Regions from separate parts of the Homo sapiens genome. Here region 1 is linked to region 2. Evidence: chromatin contacts called from ENCODE Hi-C or POLR2A ChIA-PET data. All regions are on one chromosome and are shown on one strand. The core of a region is the stretch at or near the end of the contact, and the rest is flanking DNA. Distances in the headings are between cores, read along the strand shown. Region 1 overlaps HIVEP3 (HIVEP zinc finger 3). Region 2 overlaps HIVEP3 (HIVEP zinc finger 3).

The links. Hi-C counts contacts between places; a loop is a spot of excess contacts on that map. ChIA-PET counts read pairs that join two places held with the same protein, here RNA polymerase II (POLR2A). Pooled maps may share reads with other maps.
Region 1: a pooled map shows a loop between it and region 2 (7-fold over the local background). The contact joins two enhancer-like sites. A Hi-C loop is called at or near these places in 2 of 37 single-sample maps with no recorded cell type and 8 of 50 pooled maps. POLR2A ChIA-PET finds 5 or more read pairs at or near these places in 1 of 52 experiments (A673).

Annotation. Positions count from the first base shown.
Region 1 is chr1:41,860,125-41,864,442 of GRCh38, reverse strand. All of the region lies in intron 1 of HIVEP3 (HIVEP zinc finger 3), which reads left to right. Among named protein-coding and RNA genes, the nearest start is that of HIVEP3, 57 kb to the left of the region's middle. Within about 2 kb of position 2,107, at least 6 of the 41 ENCODE cell types and tissues checked have a DNase peak (open chromatin) inside an H3K27ac peak, as active enhancers do.
Region 2 is chr1:41,637,232-41,641,161 of GRCh38, reverse strand. The region is part of intron 2 of HIVEP3 (HIVEP zinc finger 3); the gene reads left to right. Among named protein-coding and RNA genes, the nearest start is that of EDN2, 150 kb to the right of the region's middle. Within about 2 kb of position 1,366, at least 2 of the 41 ENCODE cell types and tissues checked have a DNase peak (open chromatin) inside an H3K27ac peak, as active enhancers do.

The DNA of each region.
Region 1 (4,318 bases), core at 858-3,357, 220 kb before region 2:
GATGGCCACAGCTGCCTCCTTGATCTGTTCTTTCCGGGGCTTTAGAAATGGTGAGAAGTCACACTAGTTTTCTGCATCTTCATTTTCTTATCCATAAGACATAGGATGGGGAGATGATTGTCTGGCTCTGACCTCCTCTAAGTTTCTGTAACCCTCCAGCTCTCTGCTTGCTACGCACACCCAAATGTGAATGGTTTCTTCCCTCTCCTTTCCCTTCCTGTGAACCCGACCAGGGTGCTATAAACCCAAAGGAAATTTGGAAGGAAGGGAAGAAAAGGCCTGTCCCAATCCTGAGCCCTTGGGGAATCTCCAGTGGAAGAATTTAGAGAGTCTGTAGGGGAGAGCGGATGGGAAGGAGGGGAAAATGCAGAGCCAGGAGGGGCTGCCACTTCCTTTTGGTGCAGAGGATGGAATCTTCACCTCTCTCCACGTCTGATTCCAGGATGGATGATTTAGGGGGAATTTTCTGCAGATGGCTAATCCCATTCAGAAATTCTTCTTAGCTTCTATCAATAGTTGCGGCCCTTCTTAATCTGGATGTATTTGCTCATTTCCTGCAATAATCAGCTCTCACAATCGTAAATTTTAGAGCCAGGGAGAAACTTAGAGGCCAGCTTCTTAGCTTCAGCTTGACAGATGGAGAATCCTGGACTACAAAAATTTAAATGACTTGTCCAAGGTCACACAACCAACTAATTGAGAGAGGTAGAATTACTAGGATCTAATTTACATACAGTGAAATGTACAGATCTTATGTGTGCCGTTAGATCAATTTTGACGAACTCATGCACATGTGCTGCCCGCACCTCCGCTGGAGAACCAGAATTAGAATCATGCTCTTGGCTACAAATGCAAAAGTACAGAAAGCATAATGCCCACTGGGATTTCAGCTTCCATTTGGGAAGACCTTCCTTTCTCTGAAGGTCTGGTCCCCACTCCCTGAACTGGCACATGGTATCACCTCCCCTTTCCTTTCTTCTTTTGTCCCATTCCAAGAACCTATATTATTTTTGAGCCGGAGTTCAGATGTCTTCCTAGTTTAGTCAGGGTTGTCTAGGAAACTAGAAATAACTGCAGATTCCAGGCTCTACAGATCAGGTGATCCTTGGCTCCTCTCTTCAGAGCCATGTTAATTCCTGCCATCCTTTTCCAGCGTTCTCTGCTTTTTCCTGCCCTCACATTACTGGGATCACCCCCACCTTACGCAGTTTACTTTCAGCTCCCCAGCAGAAGCAGATCTGACCCTGCAGCTTAACTTCCCAGGAGGCAGTTGCTGGTAGCAGTCGATGCTGGGTGACATGTGCACAGATGACTCTGCGTCTGGGAACGTATGTGACAGTGGAGGAGGAACGCCTGTGAAATTCAACTTCTGTTTGACTCATCCTTGCCTTCCAGGAACTGGAGGAGGTGTGCATTTGAGACTGTTCAAGTCCATTTCACCTTAAGCATTGCTCTTGTGTGTGTGTGCATTCATTGTTTCCTTCCCTCCCGCTGCCATTCAGAATAACTGCAGCTGTGAGCCACTGCACTTGGGGTTACCATCTGAAAGGGAACCTGCTTATCTTCCGTCTATATCTGCCAAGTGAGAAAACTTGTCTCTACGTCAGTAAAGCTGGGCAGTGATGATATCCCTTGTTTTCAGGGATCTTTATCTGATTCCCTTGCCTGACTCCTAAAACCTAAGTCTCTGACCTGCCCTCCAATTCTCTTTTCACAACAAGCTGCCTGTCTTTGTCAAGATCTGTGGTCCACAGTCCTGTTGAATCTGTAGTTCATTTCTTAGACTCCCAGTGTGTCTAAAGAAATAGGAGGCAGGAGGCAAGCTTGGAGGGAATGGGAAATGTTGACAGCCATGCAGAAATGGATGGGGAGAGATGCATGCCAGGATGTTTGCAGTGGCTTGGGGGTGGAGGCAGAGGAGGTGCTGGGTGGCAAAGAGGAGGGAAAGAGAGGGGAGAGGGGAGGAGAAAAGAAAACAATGACTCAGTTCTTACACACTGAAGCATATGCATAAGTGTGAAAATAACTAAGCCCTACAGTATTTCAGCAGAAGGAAGGATTAGAGTTCTGGATTTCTGAGGATTTCTATCTTGTTCTCATGACTGCTCTTAGCTTATGGTCAGATAAATGTTAGGGGAGCATCAACGGAAGGAGCAAGAGAGGTGGAGAGGAGTGCAGAGCCCACACTTGTTGCTTATTTGTTTGGACAGACAGCCATTTCATTGGTGGATAAAACTTCACTTAACTTGTTAACTCCCCTTTGAAATGAGGAAGCATTGTCCGTAGCCTCGTGCTTCCAGTCAGTGCCACCTTTGGGTGGTCTGGCCTTTTTAAGTTCTTGTAAAGCTGCTCGAACCTGTGTCTTTATGTCTGACGATGCCACCTCCACCTCACATCCCCCAAGTTTTAAAATTCAGAACTGCCCCTGACTCATCCTTCATCCGCCCCCCGGCCAAATTTGTTTCCAAGCCCTTTAGATATTTGCTTTGTGGTATCTTCCAGATCTATTTCTTTCTCTCCCGTTGCCAACACCGTGGCCAGCCTGGTCTACACTGTAAAAGCTTTCTAATGTTCTCATCACCTCTCGTCTAGTCTGCATCCCCACAAAAAGCTAAAGTCTTGAAGTTTTTATTTAATTATGTTAATCTGCTGTTCACAAGTCTCCAACTGCTCCCTGCAGCTTATTGGAGAAAGCCCAAGCTTCTCTGTGTGGGATTCAGACCTCTCTGAAATCTGGCCTCCTTCCTTCCTATCAACGCTCTCATCTCTGCCTCCCTTGCACAAATCCTCCTCCCAGGGCTGGAAATGCAGGCAGCATGTGCAGGATGCAGAGCCTGTCTCATGCGGCGCTCACAGTCTCCCCACATCCCCAGAGGCCAGCTCACTTCTTAGCCACCTGCCTAAAATTTCCCCACCCTTCAAGGTAAACTCAATCCATTTTCCCATAAAGGCTGACCTGCATCCTCCTGAAAATGCCAGCTGCCCTCTTGGGCCTCTAGCAGAACACACTCCTGGATTCTTTGTGCCTTGATTTACCGTATTGCCAGCTACCATTGTGAATCTCATCTCCTTGGTTAAATCATAAGCCCTTAGAGTAGAGCAACTAGGTTTTTCTTTTTTCATTTCTTTTTTATAACCCTAGTGCTTGGCCTGGTGCAGTGTGCTCACAGGCCTCCATGAATTATTTTGGAGGAATTAAAGTGGACTTATCGGGCAAGCTACAAAGTGACTTTGTGTATTCAGCTATAACATGGTCCCCAGATGGAGCATGGTGTAGGAGTTTTATTTGGAGTCATTAGCCATTCTGCCCATACTGACGGACACAGGCAGTGCTATAGGCTGTGAATGGCACACAGCTTTTAACCACCACCCACCTCCAGTGCCCTGGCTCGAGTGTGCTGAGGGGCTGGCAGCAAGGCCTCTCCTCCCTCGTAGTTCGGGATTTTAATCACGTTGCCAAGAACCTAGTCCTGGCTTTGCCTCAATCTGATTCCACCTCCCTCCTGGAAGATGTTCTTCTTTTTGCTTTATTTTGGCTGCCAGTTTCGCTGCTCTGCTGCTTTCAGGTTTGTGTGCTTAAGGTGTGCCCACAGGAAAATTAGCCAGAATTCTAATTCCACGTGTGACTTCTTCGTTAGTGGAGTAATTTAAGAGATGTGAGTGTTCTGTTTCCAGCTGGCATTATACCTGTGGGGGCCAGACCCAGCAGGAAACTCCAACAATGGCAATGGTGGAGATATTAGGGGGAAATATCCCCTTAGTGAAAATGTAGAAGGTCCTCTGAAAACACTGCAAAATTTTTGCAAAAGGAGGGCGTCAGATACATTCAGATCCCTTTCCAATCCAAGAATAGTTTATTCTCTAAGAGCTATCTGGCTCCAGGTGTCTGCTTACTACAAACACAATGGAATTCTCCAAGTCCTAGCAGGGTTTTGACCAGCTCAGGAGAAAATTGCTATGTAAATACCTGTAGGGGAGTGGGGTTAGGAGGGTGTTTATGTCAAATTCTTGTACCAAAGCCAAATGCAAAGCAGGGAAAAAAGTTATAGCTTGAGATAAACAGACCACTGGCCCCACCTTAGGAGTCTTTGTGCTATGCTGACCTTGATTATGAACATGTTTGTTGTGGTAGGATTTGATCTATGACCACGAAGGTTTTCCATCTTGTCAAGGGGGAGATTTAAGGAATTCCCCCACTGTGGCATGCTGTAGCTACTAGAGGCATAACCATGTCGATTTGACTCTTCTCTCCGATATAACTGGGGTGTCTTTATGCAGAAGCTTATGAGAGATGTTTAGGCATCAAATCCACCTTGGG
Region 2 (3,930 bases), core at 117-2,616:
GCAATCTTGTTATGGGATCTGGTATCTTCTTATTTTAGAAGATGAAATAATCATAAACATAAGTAAAGCTAAAAGATCAGAAGTAACCAGAAGAGGAAGAGGGAGAAGGTGGATTTTTCTGGGAAGCCAACCGTACCATTTTGTTCTTACCCCAGCCCAGGGCGTGCACTCTTGCTCTTGTTTCAGAGGTGAGGAAACAGACTCACAGGTGGTCAAGGACTCGAAGAAGGCCACACAGTGTCTAAGACCAGTAATGTCCAGTTTTATTTAATGCCAGAGCCTTGGGCCCTCCTGCAGTGCAAGGCTGTCCACATCTCTCTGTTTTCAAAGCCTCAGTTTCCTCAGTTGTCAGATGGTGATGATGGAGCCTGACCGTAGCATTAGTATGACTGTGAAAAAATGCAGGGACAGCCTTTGCACGTGGAAGACACTCAACAAATGTTGGGTTCTTCCTCTACCTCTGGCTTCTGTGTCTACAACCCGGGGAGATTTAGAAGCCTTCTTGCGGGGAAGCAGCTCAGGTTTTGGGCTCCCTGGGAGAAAGGGCCAGAACCACTGATTTTCTTATCTATCTTCCCTGCTAGATCCATCACAGCCTGAGACATGGACAAGGTCTTCTTCACCTTTGCACCCTGGGGTCTAGCCCAGTGATGGAGAGTGTCTTGTCCAAGGTCACTTAGCTGGGTGCAGCTGGACCTCAAATGTGGGGCTGCCTCATGGGATTTCTATTGCACCCAGAGAGGGAACACGGTGTCTTCTCTGCTCCCCTGTGTAGAGTGCCTAGTTCCAGGGGGCTTTCTGTGACAGAGGGCTGCGAGGTGTGGCCTGATATAGCAGGAAGCGACCTCACTGCTCCTCCCACACCTACCTTCCCCCGCCCCCCAACCCCCGCCCCAGCAGCTCTCAGAACCTTCATCTCCAAGTGCAGCTCCTCCAGTCTCGTCTGTTCCTCCTCCCGCCACTCCGGTATTCTCCTCGACTCCTGGGCTGGGTGCTCCCCATATACACCAGCAACACCTCCCTTCCTTGTCCCTGCAGTGCCTGAAAACCATGAACTTTTCTTCTGCCAAATCCCAGTGTAGAGTTTATGAGACAGTATATTCCTACCTGCCACTAAATGGAATATGTTATCTTGTACTTGAAGTTCTTCTTTTTTGCTCCTTCATACAATGGAAAGTATCACCATTCTCTATTTTTAAATGCCCTGTCTTTCCTGGAAAACATTTCTGGGTATCCTCAAAGCAGGTCTTGTCGCTATCAATGACTGGGCTCCATTGCCTGTCTCTCTGCCCACTCTCCTTGTTGGGGACGCCTCACTCATCCGTGAGTCAGCTACCATGTGAGAGAGAAGCCTCTTGTCTGGAGAACACAGCTGGGGACCGGGAAGGTTCCCAAGGCAGCCTCCAGGCTGTCAGCTGCATGTCACAGCATTCTCAGACTAGAGCGCACTCCGCTGAAACAAAGGTGAGCCCCTCAGGAAAGTGAGAGCCGGAAGGCTGACCACAGAGAGGGAGGTGGGTCACAGAGCCAACCCCAAACCCCAAAACAGAAGCCAGAAGGAGGAGAGATTGACAGAGGGAGAGAGACTTGGAAGGTGTCCCACCATAACTGAAGAAGGGCACAGGCATTTATTGAGTGCCTTTTGTATACTGGGTTCATACTCATTTCACATACACTTTGTCGCATCTGATCCACGTGGCAAACCCAGGGAGGGGGTGAGAGTCTTCACTTCTGACTCATGAGGAAAGTGAGCTAGTAATGGATGAAACCAGGGTCTGAACCCATGTCTTTCTGATGATGTTAAGGCCAACTCGCTATGCTATACCATGCTACTTCTGTGGTGCTGGGTAAATGAGGCATGCCAGTAATTCTCTCTCTTCCCCTCCCATCCACCCCTTTGCCAGTATCCCAGCATGAACCACCAGGATTATTCCATATGATTCTGCCATGTGTGACCCATGTCTTAGATTTTCATGTTTTCTTATTGATCACAGACCACAATAACAAATAAAACTGAAAATAGAAAGATTCATCCCACAATTCCCTGCCCCACACAGATCAAATTTGACTTTCCATGTGCCGGCCCCTTCTGCAGACGTTCCGTTCAGAGTGGAGGGAAGGGCCACGTGTCAGGAGGGTGTCAGGAGGGTGGCAGGGGCCTCAGGGCCAGCCTTCTTCTCCACTTTCTTTAGGATCAGTGTGTGAGGCCCAGTGCCAGAGTCCAAAGCCCCCCTGCCTCCCTGCCAGCCCTTGGAAAACAGCTGTTATGACCCAGTGAGGCTGGCCCCTGCCAGGCATCCAGGATTTTTCTTTAACCCTTTGTCAGCTGCAGTGATGCCAACCCCCAGTGCCCAGACCGGATGCGGCCCCTACCAGCTGCTGGCAAAGGCCTTGCTTTGATGTGTTGGTGGAGAGTGGAGAGCAAGGGCCCTCCCTCCTCATGATTTTGGGTGGGGCCAGCAGAGGAGCTGGCCCTGGTCCTTCCTGCCCTGGGTGGGTGCCACCTTGCAGATGGGCCCCTCTACCCCTAGTAGCCCCCTCCCTGTTCAACTGTTTTCTAAAAAGAAGACACTTTTATATCAGTTTCTCAATTTTTATTATGGTAAAATACACATAACATAATTTACCATCTTAATCATTTTTAAATGTACAGTTTAGTGTTATTAAATACATTCAAAAAGTTATGCACCCATCACCACCATCCATCTCTTCTTTTCTCTTTCTTTCTTTCTTCCTTTTCTTCCTTACTTCCTTCCTTTCTTTCTTTTCTTTCTTTCTCTCTCTCTCCCTTTCTTTCTTTCCTTTTTCTTTCTTTCTCTCTCTCTCCCTTTCTTTCTTTCTTTCCTTTTCCTTTCTTTCTCTCTCCTTCCTTCCTTCCTCTTTCTTTCTTTCTTTCTTTCTTTCTCTCTCTTTCTTTATTTCTCTGTCTCTCTCTTTCTTTCTTTCTCTTCTTTCTTTGTATAAACTTAAGGGGTACAAATGCAATTTTGTTACATGGATATATTACATAGCGGTGAAGTGTGGGTTTTTAGTACAACCGTCACCCAAATAATGTACATTGTATGCAGTAAGTGATTTCTCATCCCTTACCCTTCCCACTCTCCCAACTTCAGAGCCTCCAGCGTCTATTATTCCACACTTCGTGTCCATGTGTACACATTATTTAGATTCCACTTATAAGTGAGAATATGCAGTATTTGATTTTCTGTTTCTTAGTTGTTTCACTTAAGATATTGGCCTCTTAACTGTTTTCATCTTGTAAAACTGAAGTTCTGTGCTTATTAAACACTGACCCCCCATTCTGCTCTGCCCCAGTTCCGGACAACCCCTATTCTACCTTCTGTCTCTATACTTTTATATCATTTTCAAATTACAAAAGTGATACATGCTTAGTGCTTAAAAAAAGAACAGTATGGAAATGTAGAAACAAGAACGCATGTTTCAAGCCCCACCCATTCTGCAGTGCCCTCCAGGACAAGATTGCATCCCCCAGGTCCTTTCCATCCGTCACAGCTACACAGATAGATGTGTGTCTGTGATTTTGCTTTTCACCATCCCGTTGAGAGGAAGTGTGTGTCACAGCTGAGAGTGCAGTCTCCAGAGTCTAACAGACCAAGGTTCACCGCTTGGTCAGGCCTTAGCCTCTGTAGGCCTCAGATGGAAAATGGGGGCAGAAGTGGCACCTTCCACCCGGCAGACTGTTGAGGGAGGGGGGCAGGGAGACTACCTGTGAGAAGCGCTGAAGCTTGTACGTCACATAGACAAAGCTTGATACATAGACAAAGCCACAATGAATCTCTGTTATTGGTAGGAGTATATGTTTATCTTTAAGAAAAGTTATGTTCCCATGACTATTCCATTGTGTGTATTTATCATCATTTACTTATTAAACCAATTTCCTGCTGATGGTCATTAAGGCTGCATCCATCC